Regions from separate parts of the Homo sapiens genome. Here all the other regions are linked to region 5. Evidence: chromatin contacts called from ENCODE Hi-C or POLR2A ChIA-PET data. All regions are on one chromosome and are shown on one strand. The core of a region is the stretch at or near the end of the contact, and the rest is flanking DNA. Distances in the headings are between cores, read along the strand shown.

Evidence for each region. Hi-C counts contacts between places; a loop is a spot of excess contacts on that map. ChIA-PET counts read pairs that join two places held with the same protein, here RNA polymerase II (POLR2A). Pooled maps may share reads with other maps.
Region 1: a pooled map shows a loop between it and region 5 (15-fold over the local background). The contact joins the promoter of MIER1 here to the enhancer-like site in region 5. A Hi-C loop is called at or near these places in 6 of 37 single-sample maps with no recorded cell type and 9 of 50 pooled maps. POLR2A ChIA-PET finds 5 or more read pairs at or near these places in 1 of 52 experiments (activated naive CD4-positive, alpha-beta T cell).
Region 2: a map with no recorded cell type shows a loop between it and region 5 (19-fold over the local background). The contact joins two enhancer-like sites. A Hi-C loop is called at or near these places in 3 of 37 single-sample maps with no recorded cell type and 5 of 50 pooled maps.
Region 3: a loop to region 5 is called in a map with no recorded cell type, with 12 times the contacts of the local background. The contact joins two enhancer-like sites. A Hi-C loop is called at or near these places in 2 of 37 single-sample maps with no recorded cell type and 3 of 50 pooled maps.
Region 4: a map with no recorded cell type shows a loop between it and region 5 (25-fold over the local background). The contact joins two enhancer-like sites. A Hi-C loop is called at or near these places in 4 of 37 single-sample maps with no recorded cell type and 8 of 50 pooled maps. POLR2A ChIA-PET finds 5 or more read pairs at or near these places in 1 of 52 experiments (activated T-cell).

The regions. Positions count from the first base shown.
Region 1 is chr1:66,923,610-66,927,982 of GRCh38, forward strand. It overlaps MIER1 (MIER1 transcriptional regulator), which reads left to right and starts at 1,381. Exons shown (of 14, transcript NM_001077700.3): 1 at 1,381-1,486; 2 at 2,533-2,633. The coding sequence starts at 1,420. DNAI4 (dynein axonemal intermediate chain 4) reads right to left here and starts at 1,247. Exons shown (of 17, transcript NM_024763.5): 1 at 1,053-1,247. The coding sequence starts at 1,222. RefSeq lists enhancers at 950-1,109, 1,400-1,679 and a silencer at 1,250-1,369.
Region 2 is chr1:67,109,568-67,114,242 of GRCh38, forward strand. All of the region lies in intron 5 of C1orf141 (chromosome 1 open reading frame 141), which reads right to left. Among named protein-coding and RNA genes, the nearest start is that of C1orf141, 23 kb to the right of the region's middle. Within about 2 kb of position 3,049, at least 2 of the 41 ENCODE cell types and tissues checked have a DNase peak (open chromatin) inside an H3K27ac peak, as active enhancers do.
Region 3 is chr1:67,213,169-67,217,768 of GRCh38, forward strand. The region is part of intron 6 of IL23R (interleukin 23 receptor); the gene reads left to right. Among named protein-coding and RNA genes, the nearest start is that of IL23R, 49 kb to the left of the region's middle. RefSeq lists an enhancer at 2,197-2,336. Within about 2 kb of position 1,388, at least 2 of the 41 ENCODE cell types and tissues checked have a DNase peak (open chromatin) inside an H3K27ac peak, as active enhancers do.
Region 4 is chr1:67,336,401-67,340,982 of GRCh38, forward strand. IL12RB2 (interleukin 12 receptor subunit beta 2) reads left to right here. Exons shown (of 17, transcript NM_001374259.2): 9 at 2,224-2,303. Among named protein-coding and RNA genes, the nearest start is that of IL12RB2, 31 kb to the left of the region's middle. RefSeq lists an enhancer at 2,506-2,585. Within about 2 kb of position 2,356, at least 4 of the 41 ENCODE cell types and tissues checked have a DNase peak (open chromatin) inside an H3K27ac peak, as active enhancers do.
Region 5 is chr1:65,810,249-65,814,609 of GRCh38, forward strand. The region is part of intron 1 of PDE4B (phosphodiesterase 4B); the gene reads left to right. Among named protein-coding and RNA genes, the nearest start is that of PDE4B, 20 kb to the left of the region's middle. RefSeq lists an enhancer at 1,924-2,153. Within about 2 kb of position 1,911, at least 2 of the 41 ENCODE cell types and tissues checked have a DNase peak (open chromatin) inside an H3K27ac peak, as active enhancers do.

The DNA of each region.
Region 1 (4,373 bases), core at 131-2,630, 1.1 Mb after region 5:
TTGTATTTGGTTGCATGGCTATTGCTGGCTTTCATAGAAGCTGTTTTGATGGAGTGGTAGGATGGACAAAAGCGTGAGTACCATATTCAAGAGAGAATGCAAGGTTCTCTCCCAAGAACTCTCAACAAGTTCCGCTGAAGAAAGATTAGCTGAGGTGGAGGAGATTGGAGAGGGGAAGAGAAAACAAATTACTTAGGGAATTTTGGGGGAACTTAGTGGGCAGCATTACGGGCAGCGCTAAGGAACCATTTAAAGTAAGACAAGTCCACACAGCTGTGTGCTTTTCTACAGTCTTGTTCAACTGCTGCATAACAACAGAATGTTGGAAGCAGGAATTAGTTTTAAAGTAAGATGGTATTGACGAGACGACAATAAAATACCTCTACTACAGAGCACAGCAATGTTCGGCCTGGTGGCTCACAGAAGCTGAGGCTCTTGAACGTCTGGGCACAGCATGAAAGCATCAAGCTTGAGAGACTGCAGGCCTTAACAAACTAGAAGTGCTAGAACGATGGTTCTAAACCAGGTCTTTTCTCACACAGCAAGCACAGCAATAGAGATTTATTTTATCTTATTTTTTAGACAGAGTCTCGCTCTGTTGCTCAGGCTCGAGTGCAACGGCACGATCTCGGCTTACTGCAACCTCCGCCTTCCGGGTTCAAGGGATTCTCCTGCCTCAGCCTCCCAAGTAGCTGGGATTACAGGCATGTGCCACCACGTCCGGCTAACTTTTTGTATTTTTAGTACAGACGGGGTTTCACCATGTTGGCCAGCCTGGACGCTAACTTCTGACCTCAGGTGATCCACCCCACTCGGCCTCCCAAAGTGCCGGGATTACAGGTGTGAGCCACCGCGCCCAGCCCAGTAGAGATTCTTTTAAAGACTGCGGTAGGTCGATAAAGGAGACATTGTGGCCTAGGAGCTTCAAGGTCTACAGACTGAACCCAGTTAGGGTAGGGCCCCTTTCCAAATCCAGAAATGGTATCTATTAATAGAAGGGCTCCCTCCGGGTCCCAGGGGGATGGACTACGGTTTTTAGCGCCGGAACTTACAACCCGAAGTTCTGCTGCTTGTGACTGCCTGCCGGAGAGACTGGCATGGTGGCGACCAGCTGGGGAGTGGTGCACCACCCCTTTTTTTGGCCGCCTCTGAAGTCCCTGTACCCCCAAGCTCCTCCGTTAGCGGCTCGGGCCGAGGCTCCGGAATGTTTGCCGGGCGTCATGGCGACGGTGGAGCCCTGGCTCAACAAGCGGCCGCGCGGTTGGCTGGCGGCACGAGGCCGAGGAGGAGGGCGGAGGCGGAGGGGAGGGCAGAGGGTTGGTGGAGCTGGAGGAAGCTCCGGACGACGACTGGAAGAAGGAGGCGGGCGGCCCGGGCCTCAGGCCCCTCCCAGGCTCTGAGTCTCCCGGCTGCAGGCGGATGGATGGGGCTTCTTCAGGCGGTGGCGGCAGCAGCGAAGGTGGCGGCGGCAGCAGCGGCAGCGGCTGTAAGTGCAGCCTCCACAAGCCATCTCTCCCCTTCTATTCCAGTTTGGGATGAGGGGCTCCTGAGGTGTCCTCAGTCCCCTTTCTCTCCTTCCCCTCCCCCACGGCAGTGTACCGCCCGGAAGACCCTTAACTTCCGGGGAGGGGCTGCCGCAGAACGCGCCTGGCTTGCTCTCCGCCGGCTGCCAAAGGCGCATGCGCAGCTTCCTCCCTCTGGCCATCGACTGCCTCCCAGCGCCGCCTTTTTGCCTTCGCGGTGGTGGCGCCGCGCTGGGAATCCGCTGCGGAGTGAGTTCGCCTCGCCCCGTTCGCTTCGGTCCCTGATCCCAGTCGGGGTGGGGCTAAGCTGACCACCCTGCTGTGGCTCCGCCTCTTTCTCCTGTATTTCCCTCACTTGTGTCCCATCCCCGGGAGGCTCTCGCTTGCACTGCAGCCTTTATGGTGAGCAGCGCCCTGGGCCAACTTGCCCTTTTCGGATGGAGTCAGGGAGGGAGGAGAGACTCGAATAGGGTATTACTGTAAGGAAACGAGGTCCTCCTAGCGCGTGGGAGGATCCCTTGGGACAGATGCCCGCCGCTCTTTACTCTTGTTCTTTCAGCTTGTAGTGGCTAGGTCCCTGGCCTGGAGCCTATCTGTGGTCCCTGCATGCTGTGTAACCTTGAGCGAGTCACTATCCCTCTCTGGGCTTCAGTTTTCCCTATTTAAAGCTTCCTCCAACGCTAGAATTCTGCATTTCTGCAGAAGAACTTATGTAATTACAAGATTGACTTGGCTATTGAGGCCGCTTCACCAAGATGACCCGGAGTTGACTGAACCTTCTTCACTTATGGGTGGAATGAGGCGACCTATTTATTGGGTCGCTTTTATTCCTTTATCATTAGTTACAAATTGCATGACTTAAGGCTCATTAAATGTTTTTCTAAAATTGTCATGGGATCCTTGTCCTGATTCCCGACCATCTTTTTAAAAATGCGAAACAGGGTGGATGGTGAGCTTGTATCATCGTTTCTGTCTCCTTGCTACTGAGGCTCTCTTTCCTTTGATCCAGATGGTGTGGTCGCTCGATTCTCCCAGTGCCTGGCTGAGTTTCGGACGTGGTTAAGAACCAACTGGTTGAGGTTCAATGCAGACAAGACGGATGTGATGCTGGTAGGCAGGGGTACACTTGGAGATTAAGGGAGGGAAAATCCAAACTCCCTCAAGTAATATAAGATTATATTACTCTTCTTATATGTTCCAGTGTTTGAGAACTGATGGGCCAAAAATTTCCAGAATTTGGGTGAGATAAAAATAACATGTCATCAATGTAAAAACCATAATCATAGTTTGTAATATTCTGATAAAATGGGGCCACTGGATAAAACTGTAAAAATTATGAAAAGAAAATCCAAAACTGTTATTTGAAGAACCAAAAGCCTATATAAGTGTTTTAGAGTGGCATTAATAACAAAAAATGAAACTAACGAAAGATGATGCTGATTGTCACTATAGATGTGGGGCTTCCAAATGTAATAGGCTAAGTTTTTTAGATGTAGGTATTTTCAACCAAATTAGTAATTATCCATAAAATTTTACCACCACATCATAAAGACATGGTGTAGGCTGTTGCTTTTAAATAAAAATTTCAGGAAATAGTTTATAAACTAATCTCAAAAGAGACTCATGGACGCTGAAAATTGTTAGATATAGAATTTTTTAGTTTTGGATGTGTTGTATTAATCTATTTCAGTCAGCTAACCCCAGAGTCTAAATTGTTATAAGTACAGTATTTTCTTGGTGCATTTTGAGAGGTACCTTTTTGGATTGCATAACAGATAGGTTTATATAGTATATATATATATGTTACTTGTATTTGAATCAGGTGTTGGTACTGAATAAAAGGTTATATTTCTTAGGTATATGTAAATTGCCAAAGAAGTTTGTTCATTGGTTCGTTTAAGGTACTGGTTGAAGTAAGATTGTGCTCCTAAATGCTTTTGTTAAAAGCATAATAATAACTGAGGGGTTTGTGTGTGCGTGCGCCTTATAGCCTCTATAGAATTGTTCAATAACTTTTGAATGGAAGATTCAGTAAATTGCTTACAAATGATTTATCAATATAATAGCAGTTTTGAGTAGCTTAATGTCATAAAAATTAATGTTACTTTGCCTGAAAATAAGGAGGCTTTTAGGTGGGGAATAGGAGCTGAAGAGGCATTTATTCAGGCTTTGTATAGTGGTTTTTTGTTTTGGGACATTAATCACAAACCTCACATAAAATTGGAATTCAGCACACTTTTTTAGTTTAAAAATTTTATACACAATTCCAACAGAACTACTGTTTTGGATATCACATTAATAAATAACAAAGTGTAATAATTTTAAGCAGACACAATTAATGGTGCATTTTCTTATGCCTTTAGCTCTCTCATGTCCTATTTTCAACTCTTCTAGTATGAATAGGCTTTAAAAATAAATTTTTTTTTGTTAACCCAAGTATAAATATTAACTGTTTGCATTTGGATACAAAGAAGATATCTGTTGAATTAATCCAAAGTGCTGAAGAACTAAGGGTAATGGATGGAAACAACAAGGAGGTAGATTCTGGCATAATAAAAGAAAGAATGTTTTAAACATTTGAACTTTTTTTGAAAAGAGCAGCCTTTTTATGAGATATAGTGAGTCACTGGAGGGGTTTAAACATAGGCAGAAAGCCTGGTAGTAGAAGCATGATGAGAGATTACTATCTTGACAGGGTAGAGAATTGACTAAAAGATCTCTAAGGTCCCATCCAACACTAAAATTCTATAACTAGTGAATAGTTAATTTTTATATATTTAATACTGAAGAGGGTAAGTAAGCGTTTTGAGAAAGACTTTTCATTCCGTAAGGTGGCTCCTGAAAATTTTA
Region 2 (4,675 bases), core at 1,799-4,298, 1.3 Mb after region 5:
ACATGCTTCTTTTTTGGAGGCTGCAGATCTTAGTGACAATGAGCATGAATCAAACTGCTGGGTTCTTCCTGGTTCTGTCATATACTATTTGATCCCAGGCAAGTTGCTTATCTTCCTTGTGCCTCTTTTTTCTCAGGGATAATAGTATTTACGTCATTGGGTTGTTGAGGATGTAATTTTTCTTTGAATAGTGCTTGAGGCACATATGCAATTACATGTTTGATATTATTATCATCATTTCCCACAAGAAAAAAGAAAGGCCATTAGAAAGTCCAAGAAAAAACATAAAAGTGTACTGAACAGTTAAGGTCTAAATATGAGGGAAACTAAAACATGGCATTTTTTTAGTAATAGATAGAGAAAAAAGAGTCCATTGTTGTTAAATTGTACCCACTGAGAAGAAAGGTAATCCAAGCACATTACTTTGTTCGGTAATGATTATTACAGAGACATTACTATAATGTAAATGAAATGATTATTTATAAATAATAATATAAATGCTGTTAATAGTATTTTGAGTTTTAGAATTAACCTACAAACAACTTAATCAGAGTTCAAAGCTGAATATAATAGTTGACTTAAAAAATGTGAAAGTAAATAAATATATACTTGACCTAGGGAAGAAGTGTGGAAGATAGTTGGAAGACAGGATAAAACTGTTAAGATCTTCATCATATATAAAGGGGAATCAGGAGTTAGTGATTAAAAATGATGGGAAAAAAGTTAGATATATTATTTCAAGTTGCAAAAATTAACAATAGAAGAAAGGAAAAAAGTAACTATCAAAGATCCAGAAGAGGAAAGTGGGGAGAGGCAGGATGCACGGTGGTATAAACAATCTTTGTTATTGATTTTCACTAGATAATGTTTAAAGTTGATAAATTAAAATCAGCAGTAGAAACTCATTCTTTAGAAATATGGAGTTAATCTTATAAGGTACTGAAACCCAAAAAGGTTAAACTTGGTTGCTTCTGAAAAGAGGAAATTAGAAGAGGAAGCAGAGAATGAAAGGGCTGTGTGTGCTTATTAGTGTTTCTCTACTATTTGCATTTAAAATATCACATGGATATTTCTATTTTTAAAAAACTAAAATTTTATAATTTTTACATAAGATGCTAGTAAATGTATTATGATAAGTAACCTGATTGTGACGTTATGTTGTAATACATAGCTTGGGGGACTTTTATTAACCATGAACCTAAATAAAACATGAAATTAAATAAACCATGTAGATGAAGATAAAACTGATAATCCTTTTAATATTTTTTAAATTATAAAATATAGGAATATGCAACAAAAATTTGTTATTAATTATGGCCCTAAGTCTGTATTTCTCCATATTTCTTTATATATATATTATATATATATAAAATACAAAAATTAATACTTAAGAGACTCTCTAAAGTGACTTTCCCTTGCTAATTCTCTGGTTTAATTTATCTCTATAGTTCCCTATATAAAAACTACTGAATGATGTCCAAGGCACACTCAATGCTCAGAGCTAGTCACTCTTCAGCATGCCCATGAACTTCTGCTGAAGTGATTATCAAGAGTCAATAGTGTTGGTTCCAAACCTCTTTCTGGTAGTTGCTATTGCAATTATGTAATTTAATTAACCACCACACATAGCATACTCAAAAAAAGGTCTTGGTTACACATTAAAAGATTAACAAATTGATATATATTTTTATTTAATAAATTTGGATGTTTAAGTTTTACATGTATGTTTTTTATGATGCTCTGTCTTAACTGACTTTATAAGTGCTAGTCCTTACCATGTTCAATAATCTCTACTGTATTGAAATATCTCCAACAAATAATATATTATCTTCTCTACTGTCTCCATACATAAAGTTTTACATAATATCAGAGATGAAATCACTTTAACATTTTATCATTTTGAATCCTAAAATTCACTTGAATTTTGGATTTGTAGGAGCATATATAAAATTATTAGGACTAATTTGAATTTCTATTAAGTAATTACTGAGTATACAAATTACACCTACCTCAGTTGTATCCTTAAGATAAAGATAGGGTCTAATAGATCTTGATTTTAGATGTTCTTCTACTGGCTCTAAAGAAACAAACATAAGTATTTCCATGCTATTAAGTTACTTCTAATTAAACCCAATCAACCATTTTCTCCACTGCAGTAAACTTTTAAGAAATGTAAAAGAATAATTTTATTTACTTACATATGCATTGCTTGTACATGGTTAGAGCTAAATCTATTTTAGAATAATTTGCCTTAAAGTGAATTTCTATTAACAGACTATAACTTTCAATTATTTACTATTATATGATAAAGCTATATTGTCTTGGAAAATGATGGATTTCTAAATAAAATAGAATCATATGTGTTATTCAAAAAATATTTTGGCTAATTCCTTTGAAAAGAGAAATAGAAATAGTCCCTTCTACCTGCATTTCTCTCATATTCAGTTATGAGTTTTAGTAATCTGAATTATCATCCAATGGATATTCTTAAAGTAAGTATGGTGCAGGGGTCAGGCATACAGACTTTGGACTTAGATAGCCTGGGTCCAAATTGCACCTTTTTGTGTGGGTTACATAGCCATAGCCATAGGAAAGTTACTTAACATCTGTGAGTCTTACTTTCCTCATTTGTTAACTGGAAACAATAGCACTTATAGAAATACTTTCTGAGTTAAATGAAATAATAGATGTAACAAATTTAATACGGAGTCTGGTAGTCATTCAATCAATAGTTATTTGTTGATCAACTATATGCCAGACACTGATGGACTCTGGAATTGTGACTCCTGCCCAATGATGCATACATTTTAGTGGGTAATATGGAAAATAAACAAACAAAAAAACAAGACATTGGACTTGTGCAGTGGCTTACACCTATAACCCCAGCACTTTGGGAGGCCAGGACAGGTGGATCACTGGAGCCCAGGAGTTTGAGACTAGCCTGGGCAACATGGTGAAACCCTGTCTCTAAAAAAAAAGTACAAAAATTAGCTGAGTGTGGTGGTGTGTCTGTAGTCTCAGCTACTCAAGAGACTGAGGTGGGAGGATTACTGAGCCAGGGAGGTCGAAGCTGCAGTGAGCCGTGACCACACTGCTGCATTCCAGCCTGGGCAACAGAGTGAGACCGTGTCAGAAAAAGAAAACCACCAAAAAACAAAAAACCAAGGGGTGAATAATTGAAATTTATTCTGTAACAGAAATAAACACACTTTGGTGAGGGAGAACCATAAAAGAGGTATATTGTTGATAGCGTAGTCAGAGGACGCCTCTCTGAACAGATGACATTAACCAAAATATGCAAATGAGCTACAAGTTGCATGAATAGAGTATTGGTGTGTCTAGGCAGAGGGGAAAATATATATTCCTTTCAGGCAATCTGGTAGTTGTACTGAAAAGAGGCTAATGAAGTTGCAATTTGTTTATTTATTTTGAGATAGAGTCTTGCTCTGTCGCCCAGGCTGGAGTGCAGTGGCACCATCTCAGTTCACTGCAGTCTCCACCTCCTGGGTTCAAGTGATTCTCATGCCTCAGCCTCCCAAGTAGCTGGGATTACAAGTGTGCACCACCACACCCGGCTAATTTTTGTATTTTTAGTAGAGATGGGGTTTCACCATGTTGGCCAGGCTGGTCTTGAGCTCCTGACCTCAAGTGATCTGCCTACCTTGACCTCCCAAAGATCTGGGATTACAGGTGTGAACCACCCTGCCTGGTTGAAGATGCAATTTAAATGAAGGCCAGGGAGGTAGGGAATGAGGCTGAATACACACACAAGGTTCACAATATACAGGTCTTTGTTTCTTTTCTTTCTTTTTTTTTAGATGGAGTTTCACTCTTGTTGCCCAGGCTAGAGTGCAATGGTGCAATCTCAGCTTACTGCAACCTCTGCCTCCTGGGTTCAAGGGATTCTCCTGCCTCAGCCTCTCAAGTAGCTGGGATGACAGGTGTGTACTACCATGCCCGGCTAATTTTGTATTTTTAGTACAGACAGGGTTTCGCCATGTTGGTCAGGCTGGCCTCAAACTCTTGACCTCAAGTGATCCACTTGCCTTGGCATCTCAAAGTGCTGGGATTACAGCCATGAGCCACCGTGCCCGGCCAGGTCTTTGTAAGAAGTACAAGTTTCATACTAAGTACAATGAGAATCCGCTGAAGAGGCTTTAATCAGGATCAGCCTACTTTTAAAAGATCACTATATGATTTAAGGAAAGAAAATGGATTAGAGATTTTTGCTACCATTATGGAAGGCCAGGTGATTAGTAACAGCCCTCCTGCTGAAAACACCTTAAAAGGCTAGATTGAATATTTTTTAAAGTCTAAAGAGAATCATTGACTTAAAAGATGATAAGGGATCCCTGGTCTTAAATCTAGGAGAAGATAAGAACTCAGATAGGGAAGCCCAACATGCCAAGCCACTTTTTCCCTGAGAGTATTTGTGATGTGAAGGTAAGATCAAGTTTTGGAAGCTTCATGGCTTGAGATAGAAAAAAACAAAAAGCTGACCAAAGGTCCAAAGTTTTGATATTTAAATGTTCTCCAGTTCCCTTCCCCCACACACAAAAAACCCCCACACCTATTCATTTTACCTGGGATCCAAAAGGGTTACAACCTTAGGGTGAACTAGAATAGTTAAGATTGCCACCTGGATGTTTTAGGGAAAGTGAAGCCTTGAATGCTT
Region 3 (4,600 bases), core at 138-2,637, 1.4 Mb after region 5:
AATCTTGAGCATGTTTCTTATCTTCTCTGTGCCTCGTTATTCCCATACATAACATGGGGATAAGATAAGCCCTTATATCATGTGTTTGTTGTGGGAAAGGGGATCCAATGATGTAAGAAGTTAGCTACAAGCCTGGAATAGTGTAATTGTTCACTAAATGCTAGCTAGTAATGTTACTCTCTAGCCTCTAGGGGAGCCATGCAGCAGGGATAGTAGAGCAAAGGAATCCAACTGAAAGTCACAGTATTGAGGGTGCTTTTCAGCCCCTTTAGCTAAGGTACATACAGACTGTGAAGTATCTAAGGGAATTAGGCTGACGAGGCAAGGAGAATATGTGCCACGCAGCAGTCCATGTTTCAGGCAATGATGGATGGCATATATGATGGTGGTCCCATAAACTTATCATGCAGCTGAAAAATTTCTGTCACCTAGTGATTTATATTACAATTGCCTGCAGGATTCAGTACAGTAACATGCTTTATAGGTTTGTAGCCTAGAAGCAACAGGCTATACCATATAGCCTAGGTGTGTAGTAGGCTATACCACCCAGGTTTGTGTAATTACAATCTATGATGTTCGTACAATGATGAAATCGCTTAATGATGCATTTCTCAGAATGTATCCCTGTCGTTAAGTGACACATGACTCTAGTTATCTCTTGAAAGATGGTTCCAGGTCAAAGCTTCAGATTTTGTCTCTGGAGACACAGCTGCCTCTGGGAGAACATTTACAAACATCTTGCTCCCACCTCATTTACCTCTCTCCCTTCTGAATTCCCTAGAAGTCTAGCTTAGACCAGGTTGGAATATATACAGATTTTAGTAAAGGCTCAGAGATAGCAAGAAGAAAATAAATCTCAGCTGGGAGGGGTGATACAAGCCTATATTCAGCTACCTGAGAGACTGAGGCAGGAAGATCACTTGAGCCAGGGTTTTGAGGCTGTAATGCACTATGATCCCACCAGGGATAGCCACTGCACTGCAGCCGGGGCAATACAGTGAGACCCCCATCTCTATAAAAAGAAAGAAAATAAACATCTCAGAGAAAAACCACCTACTATGTAATCTTGATTACAAAATATAACTAGCTTTTCAAAGTTGGTTTGAGACCTGTCTTTTCATTTTCTAAATATTTATGTGGTCTTTAAAGTGATGTAGAGTCTGTGAGAGGCACTCAGTTACTGATGGTATAAGTTCAAAAAAATCTGGCTTGACCTCTTTCAAACTCTGTTTCCCTATTTATATAATGGAGCTAATACTACCTGTCACAAAGGATTGTTATGAAGACCATATGAGATAACAAATATTCTTTCAGTTCCATTTGCCACTTCTGACAAAGAGAAGGTTTTGAAAAGTGAGCTCAAATGTACCTGTTACCAAGATGGCCTATGTAGCACCACCAGGGGGAGCAGAGAATGAGAGTTTCAACCAGAAAACAGTTGGTTTCTGAAAACTTATTCAGAGACACTGGTAATATAATTCCTTTCTATTTTCTAAACATTTTTCTAGTCTATTACATACTCCTATTTACATGAAATAAGAGGGATTGGTATATCGGCTATCTACTGCTACGATTGAGGGAAGAGAGAGACCCTCTCATATTGTTTTATATTTTTTTATACTCAGTACCTGTTTTAAGAAAAAACAACAAGGAAGTAAAAGCAAAGACAGGCAACCCAGCACCAGGCCCGAAACCAGGACTGGGCCTGCCTGGCCAAAACCCAGTAGTTAAAAATCAACTCATAACTTAGAAAGCGATGTTATTCATAGATTCCAGACATTGTATAGAAGAACATTGTGAAACTCCCTGCCCTGTTTTGTTTCTCTCTGACCACTGGTGCATGCAGCCTCTGTCACGTACCGCCTGCTTGCTCAAATCAATCACGACCCTTTCATGTGAAATCTGTAGTGTTGTGAGCCCTTTAAAAGGACAGAAATTGTGCATTCGGGGAGCTCGGATTTTAAGGCGGTAGATTGCCGATGCTCCCAGCTGAATAAAGCCCTTCCTTCTATAACTCGGTGTCTGAGAGGTTTTGTCTGCGGCTCGTCCTGCTACACAATAATGTGTAACAAACTGCCACAAAAGCTGAAGGGACATATAACAATAAACATTTATTTCTCAATGTCAGTGGGGTCCAGCTGGTCTAAGGTGAGCTTTGCTGGAATTGGGCATGTGTTTGCAGCTCAGCTGGCTCACTCCTATGTCTTTGCATGAGCTCTCCTCTACATGTCTCCTGGTCCTCTTTCTGCCATCAACAGGCTAGCCTGGGCATGTCCTTATGGTGATGGCAGAGGGCAAGAGTACCTAAGGCCCAATCTTTCCAGTGTCTTTCAATCCTCTGCTTATATCAGGCTTACCAATGTCTGTTGGCTCAAAGCAAGCTACATGGACAAACCAGAGCCAGAATGGGAGAACGTTCAAAGCTACATGGTAAAGGGCCAGGATATGGGGCTGGGAAATTACCTGGGCATTATTGCAATCCACCTCAAAATGTCATCAAGGCTCTCCACCTGCTGCTGGAACCAGTTCGTGTGAGGAGAGGAAGATGGTAGCATCTTTCCAAACAATAAAGACCAAGAACCTTGGCAGTCTTCATCCTACTCTAGCATTTGACACTGTTGACCACCTTGTCCTGAAAATGTCTCTCCTCTTGGTTTTCCCATTTCAAGAATGTGTTAGTCTTCTATCAATATTTCTGGATGCCCTTTCCTTTGTAAATTATTTTTTCTGCCAATTCCCTAAACATTGACATTCCCTTCATACCTACCATCTCACTGTCTCCTCTCTTTCTTACTCCTTTCACCTATTCCCAAGGCCTCAGCTACACCTGTATGTAGGCTAGAAACTGGAGCCCTCCCAACTCTCATGAAAGTCAGACCTATATTTCTAACTATTTGTTTGTATCTTTATGGGCTGTCTCCTAGGCCCCTCAAATTCATGTCAAAAATTGAGCTCCCAGTTGCGAACGGCAATCCACACCTACTTCCGTATACTCTGTTTCAGGGCATTTGCCACATTGTATATACTTGCCTGTTTACACTTCTATTTCTCTACTCTTTAACTGTGAACTCATGGAAGGCAGAGATGTGCCATGATCATTTTTTGCATCTCCATTGATTTTTATAATGTCAAGTTCATGTGGATAATATTTTGAAACATTAGCTATTACTATTATTATTATTATTTGTCTAATGGTGTCCAACTTTAGTGACAGAGGCAGGGAAATCTCAGCTATGTGTTCAAGTAAGTGGATTATTGGTGACTCATTTCTCTAATTAAGCTACACCAGGGTCTCAGCAAACTTTTTATTCAAGGGCCAAATGGTAAACATTTTAGGCTTTGCAGAACATAAGATTTCTGTCTCAACTACTCAACTCTGTGTTTGTAGCGTGAAAGCAGTCACAGACAATTATGTAAATGAATGGGCATAGTCTGTTCCAATTAAAATTTCATTTTTGGACACTGAAATTTGAATTTCACATAATTTCCATACATCATGAAATAGTCTTTTTTTAAAAAAAATTTCTTTCAACCATTTAAAAGTGAGAAAACCATTCTTAACTTAGGCTGCACAAAACCAAGTATTTATTCTTTTCTTGAAAGGGCTGATAGAACAGCATACAGATAGCAAAGACAAATCCTTGGCTTCGGCATTTCCAAGTCTGAAGGTTGGTATAAGACAGAAAATGTGGAAAAATGTATGATTAGTCACAAATAAGTTTCCCCATCACCACCCCATTTCCCTCCTCTACCAAACACTAGATAAAAATTACTTGGGCAGAAAGGGGAGGAGGTTGTAGGGTAAAGGGAGAAACCAAGGGTTTAGACACTGGTGGGTTACCAAGGACCCTCTCATCCAGTGCCATGCCCCATACTGATAGTTGGGGAAGGTAGGAATTATAGAACTCTAACTAGGTTGGAGATTTTTTCTTCCCTCCACCCAAGGATGTTCCCAGGAACTTATATTTAACATAAGAAAAGAGAGATCTCAAACTGAAGAATATTACGTTTCAATGACCCCTAACCTTCAGAGTTGAGGCTCTAAGTAGAAATGGACTTACTTCAAAATTTCTTGCACTCTTGAAATTATACTATTTACAGAGGCACTCAATTAAGTCCAGCTCTTTCAATGTTCATTTTAGCCTCCAAAGATATCATCCTGAGGTATCATGTTGTACTTGCAGGGCCCTAAGCAGCCACCTGGTTTGCCTCATGGTTTAAACAACTGATAACAGTTCCATAACGTTCTTCTTACTATTTTGGAATTCTGGCTGTACTTTACGGTATTTCTTTCCTTTAAGAGGACTTATCTATAAATGTAATGGCAGCAAACATATTGGAGACTAACAACTTCCTTACAAGAGACACTAATATGAAGCAGAGTGCATTTGAGAGTCAAATCTTTGGCACAGTAAGTAAAATTTCTCTAGATCCCAGGAGACCTCAGACACTCTCCAGTTATATTAACATTGCAGAAAATTTCCAGGGCCATGAATAGAGACATGGCTTATGGAAACTCTGAAAGATATCTTTCATGCAGAGTTTGAAAAATATCATTCAGAGTTTCCATAAGCCATGTCTCAATAGACAAAACTATTCT
Region 4 (4,582 bases), core at 1,106-3,605, 1.5 Mb after region 5:
TTCCTTTGTTGCCTGTGCTTTTTTTCTTTTTGCATCTAAGCTAGCAGATAGAAGTCCCAGGTTTGATTCCTGGGCCACTCTTCATATTCCTGGAGAATTAAGAGCATTTTCAAAATGTTTTACATAAGTGTTGCTTACCTCTAAGTCCTCACTGCAAAGGTAAATACTACTGCAAAGGAGAGAAAAGAAAAGAAGTGAATGTTTAGAAAAAAACAAAAAAGAAAGTAGAGCAAGAAAGGCAGGAAAAGGAAGTAATGAAGGAGAGGATAGAACAAAAAGAAGGCCCAACTGATGGGGGATGGAAGTATCGCAGAGAAACCATTAGCTTTCTCAGAGCCAGGCACCTGCACGGTGCAGAGCCAAGGCTATGGGCTCTGGGATAAAACGGATTTGTGTTCAAAGCCTGGCATCTCTGATGATTAGTTCTGGGACCTTAAGCAAGTTCCTTAACCTTTCAGCACTTCAGTTTTCAAATGCGGGAAACAGCAAGAGCTACACTTGCTGAGCACTCACCATGTGTCAGCACGCTCCACTGAAATTCCCACTCCACCCTGTGTGATATGTGGAATTATCACCCTCATCTGACAGATGAGGGAGCTAGCCGAAGGATGTGGTTAGCATTTGTTCAAAGTCACAGAGCTGGGCTTACCCCGCAGACCTGGCTCTGAAGCTCACACTGACTACTGCAGGAGGAGGGGAGATGGAGCTGTGGATGGGCCCACACAGCACCTGCCCTCTACATGTGGGTACTTACGCTCCCTTTCTTTCTCTTTTGCTCTTCTCTTATCTCCTGTTATCCAGGTGGTGGGACTTAATTTTCTAGAAATTTCCATCTGGTTAGATGGAACTTTCTAACCTAGGAAAAAACCCCAGCGCAGCCTCCCCTCAAATACACTCTAAGTTTCACTGTTGAGGAAATTAGCTTGGTGCAGCTGAAGCCTGTTTTCAGGAGTTGTTTCTGCTGGTTCCACTCCTGGCTGTAAATCAAAACAAATCTAAGTGACTTGATGGTAGAGGAAACAAAATGACTTCACTCACTCACGTGAGCATGAACTCATGCACACACACACTCACACTTACACATACAGGAGTTGATTATTTAGTCTCTTTGCAAGTATGTTTGGTTGAAATTAAGTTGGGCCATATTTGACCATTGTCTTACAGATTGGTGGTTATTTATTTAATCAGTTCAGCCTGTGTTTTGGCATTAAATAGATAATATCACATGATTTGTTCATTCATTACTTAACAATTATTAGGAGCCTATTATATTCTAAGTGCTGCGCTGGGTATGTGGCATATTAAATGAGATAGGACTTCCCTTTAAGTACATCATTGTCTAATGATCACACACCAAATAATTGTACTATACCATGATAAGTCTAGGAATGGAGATGAACACAAGGTTTGTCATTTATATTAGTGTATTTTTACAAGACCAAAAAGTGTTTTTCTATATGAGTTGTATCTTCTCTGTTGAGAATTCTTTCTGCATTCTAGTAAAAAAAAAAAAAAAAGAAAAGAAAAGAAAAGAAAAGAACCACATATACTTTATTTTTATTTTTTTGCTCTGTCTTATGGTGCTAAAGCCACATGTACTTTCCTTGGGTTATTTTAATAACACATGTTTTAAGAGTAAGTTAAGGCCGGGTGCAGTGGCTCATGCCTATGTAATCCCGGCACTTTGGGAGGCCAAGGTGGGTGGATCTCTTGAGCTCAGGAGTTCAAGACCAGCCGGGGCAACATGATGAAAGCCTGTCTGTATAAAAAATACAGAAATTAGCCAGGCGTGGTGGTACGCACCTGTAGTCCCAGCTATGTGGGAGGCTGAGGCAGGAGGATTGCTTGAGCCTGGGAGGTGGAGGTTGCAGTGAGCTGAGATCGTGCCACTGCATCACTGCATTCCAGCCGAGGCAACAGAGCAAGATCCTGTCTCAAAAAAAAAAAAAAAAAAAAAAAAAAAAAAAAAAAAAGTAAGTTAAGAAACAAATTCCTCATCATTTTTTTTTAAATTTGTTTTTAAGGTAACCTTGTTTTTCTGACTTTTTGGCCAAAGATATATATGTTCATTGTTAAACAAGAAAAAGAAAAAATACTGGGACACACACAAATAATTGAAGTTATCCTCTAATTCTACTCTTCCAGAATTGTTTACTGAATGACCAGTTAACTTTCAAAGTAGTAAATATATGAAAATATGTCTTTTTTTCTCCTTTGAAACAGAGCCTACTGGGATGTTAGATGTCTGGTACATGAAACGGCACATTGACTACAGTAGACAACAGATTTCTCTTTTCTGGAAGGTGAGTTTTAAGCGTCAACTTAAAACTCAAGGGAATAAAACTGAAGGCAGAAAAAGACCTATTTGCATAGTGGCTTTTATATGAAGCTTCAATGATTTTGCTAGAGCTCATTTTCTCACATTCATGACACACCACAGTGTCATGTGCCTTTGGTGGATAGGGGTGAGAGCTGAGTTCCTTCTTCCACACAGTCACATCGTTTCAATCCCACTTCCTATAAGATCAAGGTCTTTTTCCATCCCTGGCATTTCCACCCTCTGACCCCAACTACTTCATCTCTTCTGACTGTTGTCCCCTTTCTGCCCACCCCCACCTCTCCTACATAAATATGCCCAGCAGTAACCATGTCACTTCACTTATTCACTCTTTGGGAAACAAAAGATGAAAAAGCTGTGGATGTGGATATTTAATAATGTTTGTTAAGTCATTGAAGAGGGAGAAGGAGGAAAGAAAGCTGCTCTACTTTAGGAATAGTAATAGTGGTAGAAAATAATACAAACAGGCCAGGTGCAGTGGCTCACGCCTGTAATCCCAGCACTTTGGGAGGCCAAGGCAGGCGGATCACTTGAGGTCAGGGGTTAGAGACCAGCCTGGCCAGCATGGTGAAACCCCGTCTCTACTGAAAATACAAAAATTAGCCGGGCATGGTGGCATGCGCCTGTAATCCCAGCTACTGGGGAGGCTGAGGCACGAGAATCACTTGAACCCGGGAGGCAGGGGTTGCAGTGAGCCAAGATCATGCCACTGCACTCGAGCTTGGGTGACAGAGTGAGACTACGTTTCAAAAAAAAAAAAAAAAGAAAATCATACAAACAGGAATAGAAAGCAGCCCTTCCTCAGGAATGGTAATAAAACAGTAGTAAATTAGACAACTTTCCAGAAAACAGTGAAGCCTGACATTATCATAGAATGCGAAAGTTTCACAAAGCACTGAAAGCTGGCATTACCATTTTATTTAATCCTCACAAAAATCCCCTGAGGTAAGTACTGGTACGCCCACTTACCAGTGAATGAGAAAACGAATGAATGAGTGAATGAAAAAACGAGTATCAGAGAGAGGAAAGAGAGGAAGTTCTTGCCCAAAGTCACCCAGCTACTGAGCACAGACCTGAGACTGAAACCTTATCCAGAACTGCTGCATCGTGACTCATCTTTGTTGAAGGAAAATGCTGTGCGATTCGAATTGAGCTACTGATTGGCATGCTCATAAGAGGTTTCCTGGTGAACTGCACTCTTTATTTCTCAGGACTCACATCCTCTTCACTACACCTCTTCCAGTTGAGGATAGAAAGTTTTGGAATTATGAATCTGAATGAGCACAAAACCAGAAGAGTAAGAATAACAATTATAAAGTCCTCTGATGGGGTTCACATGATGGGTTTTGATCATTGCACACTTCTTCAGTTTTAAGAAATGAGTGATTTCTTCTTCTTTCTCCTCCCTGTCTCTCTCACACACACATAAAACGTCTGGTATAAGAAGAGACTACTATAAATAGCCTGGTGAATCATGATCAGGCTCTTCACTTTGAAACTAACACTGCAGCTCAAAATTTATTTTAAAATGAATCTACTTTCAATAGCAAGACAATTCTCAAAGCAGGACATTTAGAACAGCCATAATTTGTGAATATTATAGAAGAACCCAGCCTAATTATTTCCTTTTCACGAGCAAGTGACTGGTTAAAACCAAAATTCCTCCTCTCATGTAAAGGTTTCTCCTCCAAAAATGTCCTCAACAGTGATCTGGAAAGATATGCTACGTGTTAATCTATTCCACGCCTCTCAACTCAAGGGTTTCTCTCAGTAGAATGAGGGTAATGATACAGGTATCTGCAAAGCTGACAAGACCATTGTGGGGATCAGCAAATGAGAGGACACAAATGTAAAAATCACAAGGGCCACCAGTGTAAAATTCAGCAGTGCTGCATGATGCGTGTTTATCCTGACAGTGAAAGCTCCATGCCTGCGTGCTTTTCACTGTAACAAACAGAGTTTATAGTGGACATCATCTTGGTTCTCTGAAACCAGCACCAGAGTGAAGTCAAAATAAGTATGTGTTGGCCATGAGTGATGCTTGGTAAATGTGAGTATGTGATTTCTTCTCTGCTGCCCTGATTTTATTTCTATCTTCACAAGGCTTAGGTTCTATAATGAGGTCTTGGAATTTGGAGGGACTTCAAAGCTCTTCTAGTTCAGCCTTCCTTTCATTATAAACATGGCTCCTACTCCTGCCAGGACAGACAGATGTCTCAGTGGGGATATTCTGGGACAGGGAGA
Region 5 (4,361 bases), core at 661-3,160:
GTACCTTTATAAAGATTTTGTTTTTTCCTCTGGAGGAAGGTAACTAATATTTATTGAGCACTCACCATGTGCCAAGCATCTTAGGAAATGCTTTAAATGCAGTCTCATTTAATTCCTACTATTACCTTGTGATGAAAGCATTATTATACTAATTTTGAGGATGAAAACATTAAGCCTCAGCCAAGTAATTTGCTTAAGTTTATATAGCGAGGGCTGACTTGTTTTTTTTCTTTCACCAACCCAAAGTCTATACTTTTTCTAGTGCCTGCTTAAGACTCAGTATGTTAAAACTTTAAAAATATTTATTGAGAGTTTCAGTATGTTCCAGGTATATAACTTAGATATATTTATTTTCATTTTAAAGATGAAGAAATGGAGAGGTTCAGATTAATACTTTTTTCAGCATTACACAGAGCCAGGATTCAAACTTAGGTCTATCTGACTCCAAAGCCTATGCTCTTACCTACCACATTGACTTGTAAGACTTTTTCTTAAAGGGTTATATTTTAAAATTATTATTAATATTTACAATTATTTTCTATTTAATTCTTTTCTTAAGTACATAAATGCCATAAGTGCTACCCCCTTTTCATGCAAATATAGTGAGTTAATGTGGAGGATCTACTACTAAATGCCTTTAGGATTCTGCTAAACGCTTCGAATACGTTAGGGTTTCTCAACCCCAGTGCAATTGATACTTTGGGCCAGATGATTCCCTGTTTGGGAGACAGCCTGTCTCGTGCATTGCAGGGTGTTTAACAGCATCCCTGGCCTCTACCAACTAGATGCAAACAACACTCTCTTTTCCCCCTACCCAGTTGTGACAACCAAAAATGCTTCAGACATTATCAAATATCTTTTGTCAGAGAGGAAATCACCTGAAGTTGAAAACTAATGGTCTACATTATCTCATCTTATCCTTAGAACACCCCATGAGGCTCATATCATTATGATCTCAGCTTTACACAATAAGAATAACTTGCTCAGGGTCATATGCTGAGAAATAGTATCTTCAGGGCTCAAATTGAAGGCTTACCTATGACTTTGGACTAATTTTTGTTGTATTTCATGGACTACGTCTTGTCTTCAAACTTAACTTGAGCATCCTCAAGGCTTGGCTATGTCAGATTCTCCTTTTTCTTTTGCCCCAAGGGCACCTAGAAAAGTACTTAATACCCAGCTGTGCTTTGACAGATGTTCATTAAGCAAATGACCCATTTTATGTGGGTCATATTTAAATAAGCATATTTTAAATAAAATAGAGCTGAGTGCAGTAATTAAGAATCAGACACATCACAGGTTTACATCTCATTCCTGCCATTTATTAGTTATAGGATCATGGAAAAATTTTTGACCTATTTGATTTCCTCATTTGTTTGTGACTAATAATCCCTCCTGTGGATAATGTGAGGAGTGAGTTAACATATAAAGTCATCTAGCATAGTACAAGACACAAGGTTACAAAGTTAAGTACATGATAGCTACTAGTAATACAAATAATATTAATATTAATGATAGTAAGGTGGCTTGGATTTTCTCTTTATATTATGACATAATTTACATATACTTTTATTTCAATAAATTTAGAAAAAAATTTCTTGTCTGCCTAAGACAACTTGAAAGCTGCTGTTTCATTAACGTTAAATAAAAATTACATGAAATATAAAATATACAGAAGGTAAATGAGGAAATTAGGGGGAAAAAGTAAAGCCAAACAAACAAACCAAAAAAAACCCCAGGACCATTAAAAGACAAAATTAACATATTGTAGTACTGAGGTTTCAGTGAGGAATTAAGCTTAGTTCCTTTCATTTCACTAAAGAAGTTTTAACCCTTGTGGTGGCTCAAGGGCTAGGGCTTCTTTTGGCTTTGAGAGCAGATGAATTGACTCATCCCTGACCTCAGCCCTCAGCCTTCTGCTGATTTGGCATCTCTAGCTTCCTTCCCCGAGGTCTGACCTTTTGCCTCATTTCCTCTGACTCAATTTTGGGTTCTGTTCTTGGCTTTCAGTTTCTGCTCTGAGAGTTCCTTTTCTAAATTTCTGGGTCCTCTTGTAGGTTAGTTACTCACTTGTTTCAGTTTCTCTGCTGGTCTCCTTCTTAGGGTATGGCCCTCCATGCTCTGCCACACCTGGGTTGCATCAGCTGCTCAAAGGCAGCATTTCTCACCTGCTGCTGCTCTCCCTGATCCAGGGCCAACTTGGACAAATCCCTTCCAAATGTAATTGGCCATAATCATGTAGGTTTTAACTATAGGTTGGTGGCATTAAATTTCCAAGACAGTAAAATGTCAGGGTGGAAATTCATTGTTTTTAGATACTGGAGGGACTTTCTGTGTTTTAAATGCCTCTCAATTATTTTTTTCATCCATTGGCACACTTTGGAATGTTAATATTTGTAGTAAATACTGAACTACATAGATAATGCTGTTTGTGGTTCTAGGAATTACATGCCTATCCTAGGGACTGAGGGGACGACTGTCTCAGCCTCCTATATGATATTATGTATAGAAATGCACTGGTTGAGAAGCTCTATTCTAAAGTCTCCATGAAAACACAAATAGATAGCACTGGGCAGGGGTTGGGAGAGAGTATAACACCTTAAACAATTATTCTCTAGCTTCTTTATTTCTATTTGCCTGTCAACTGCTTTCTAAGGGTCCTAGACAGCCCTGGAAAAGTTGCCCCAGGAATACAAAACCTTAAGAATGAAGATAAGGACACTAAAGTTTCTGTAGGGGCTGGAGAGGGAATACCTAAATCTATTCTAAGACATGTTGGGAGATACTAAAACTGGAACGAGATTGGGAACAGGCAGAGAGTTAGGAGGCTACCGAGGGAGTTCAGGAATGAGGTATTGAGGGTTTGGTTTATTAGCTGCTCACCTGTAGAGGAGTGAGTCACTTATTTAAATTCATACAGAAAATATGTAAGCATATATGGTGGGTTGGTTGTTAATACTTTGTCAAATGCATGCCACTTAACTAATCGTGGGAGGTCACTATAATTACCATTTAGATGTGAGAGGTATACGGAGGGAGAAAGAAGTCAACAGTAATATGCAAGTTACTATTTTAATTAATTGGGGGAATTGAATTGCCATTCACTAAAGAAAGACTAAGAAAAAGATACAGTTTTGCTGGGGGAAATGGCATGTTGAGTTTTGAACGTGCAAGTTTGAGATATTTTTGCCATATAAAATAATACCTATCTGAAAAGTATTTGGAAGGTGGTCTGGAACTCTCAGGAAAAAGCCAGATCAGAGTAAACAGATTTTAGAAGTGAACAATATAGAGATCTATACATTTTCATTGTGGGCCCTGGAAATCATATTCAAAATAGTATGAAAAATGTGTGCCAGTGTAGTTTTTCTGAGGAGGGGGTCCTCTATAGTTTCAAAGAATCACTGCTACAGATAGATGAGATAGGTAAATTAAGACCTTAATGGCAAATGGGTAGAAATTATGATTTTTAAAGTAAAAGAGGAAAATGAATCAAGGATAACTTCAGGGTATTTTTTTCTTTGGCAGCAGTGCAAGAGTAGGAGAAGAAATTGGTTTGTGAAGCTATGGGGTTAGAAATACTGAATTTGAATTAGAATGTAGCTTTGAAAAATAATGTGTCCAATAGGCAGTAGGCACTGCGGCAAAAAAAAAAAAAAAAAAAACAACAGTTGAGAGATCTGGAATATAGATTTGTTTGTCTTCAGTGTTATGCTGATAATAGAAGCCCTGAGTGTATGTGAGCTTTAAGCCAATTATTAGACTAAAAAGAGAACAGTGAAGAAGTCCAAGTTTTGAGCTTTGGGTATTACCCAGAGTCGAGAGCCAGGTGAACAGAAGGGCTGGGGCACTCTGGGCACTTGACAGAAAATTCAGTCGTGAATTGACTACAGCACATTGCTTGCCAAAGCCTTGCCCGAGGCAGCTGCTGGTTGATGGAAACAGCTCAGGGTGTGTGTCAGCACTCTTCCTCTAGCTGGCTGGACTGGTAGTCTTCAAATCCTTTTGCTCCCTCATCCTTATAACAATATTTAAGTCACATCATCTTATTATATGTACATATGTTTAGATGCTGTAGAGAATATGTGAAAACAGAAATTTATGAAGATGAAATACATTGATAAAAGATGAATGTAATATATATATTCTTATAACCAATGGATTATTTTGTGCACCTTCTGTAATGCTTTTTTTTAAAAGAAACTTTATTGAGATACTGCTTAAGTACAATAAGTTAAACTCATTTAAAAGGCTACAATTTAGTGACTATTGACAAATGTGTTCAATTATGAAAACACCACAATCAAGATATTTCCATTACTCTCGAAAGTTTCCTGGTGCCTCCTTGCTGTCCATTCCTC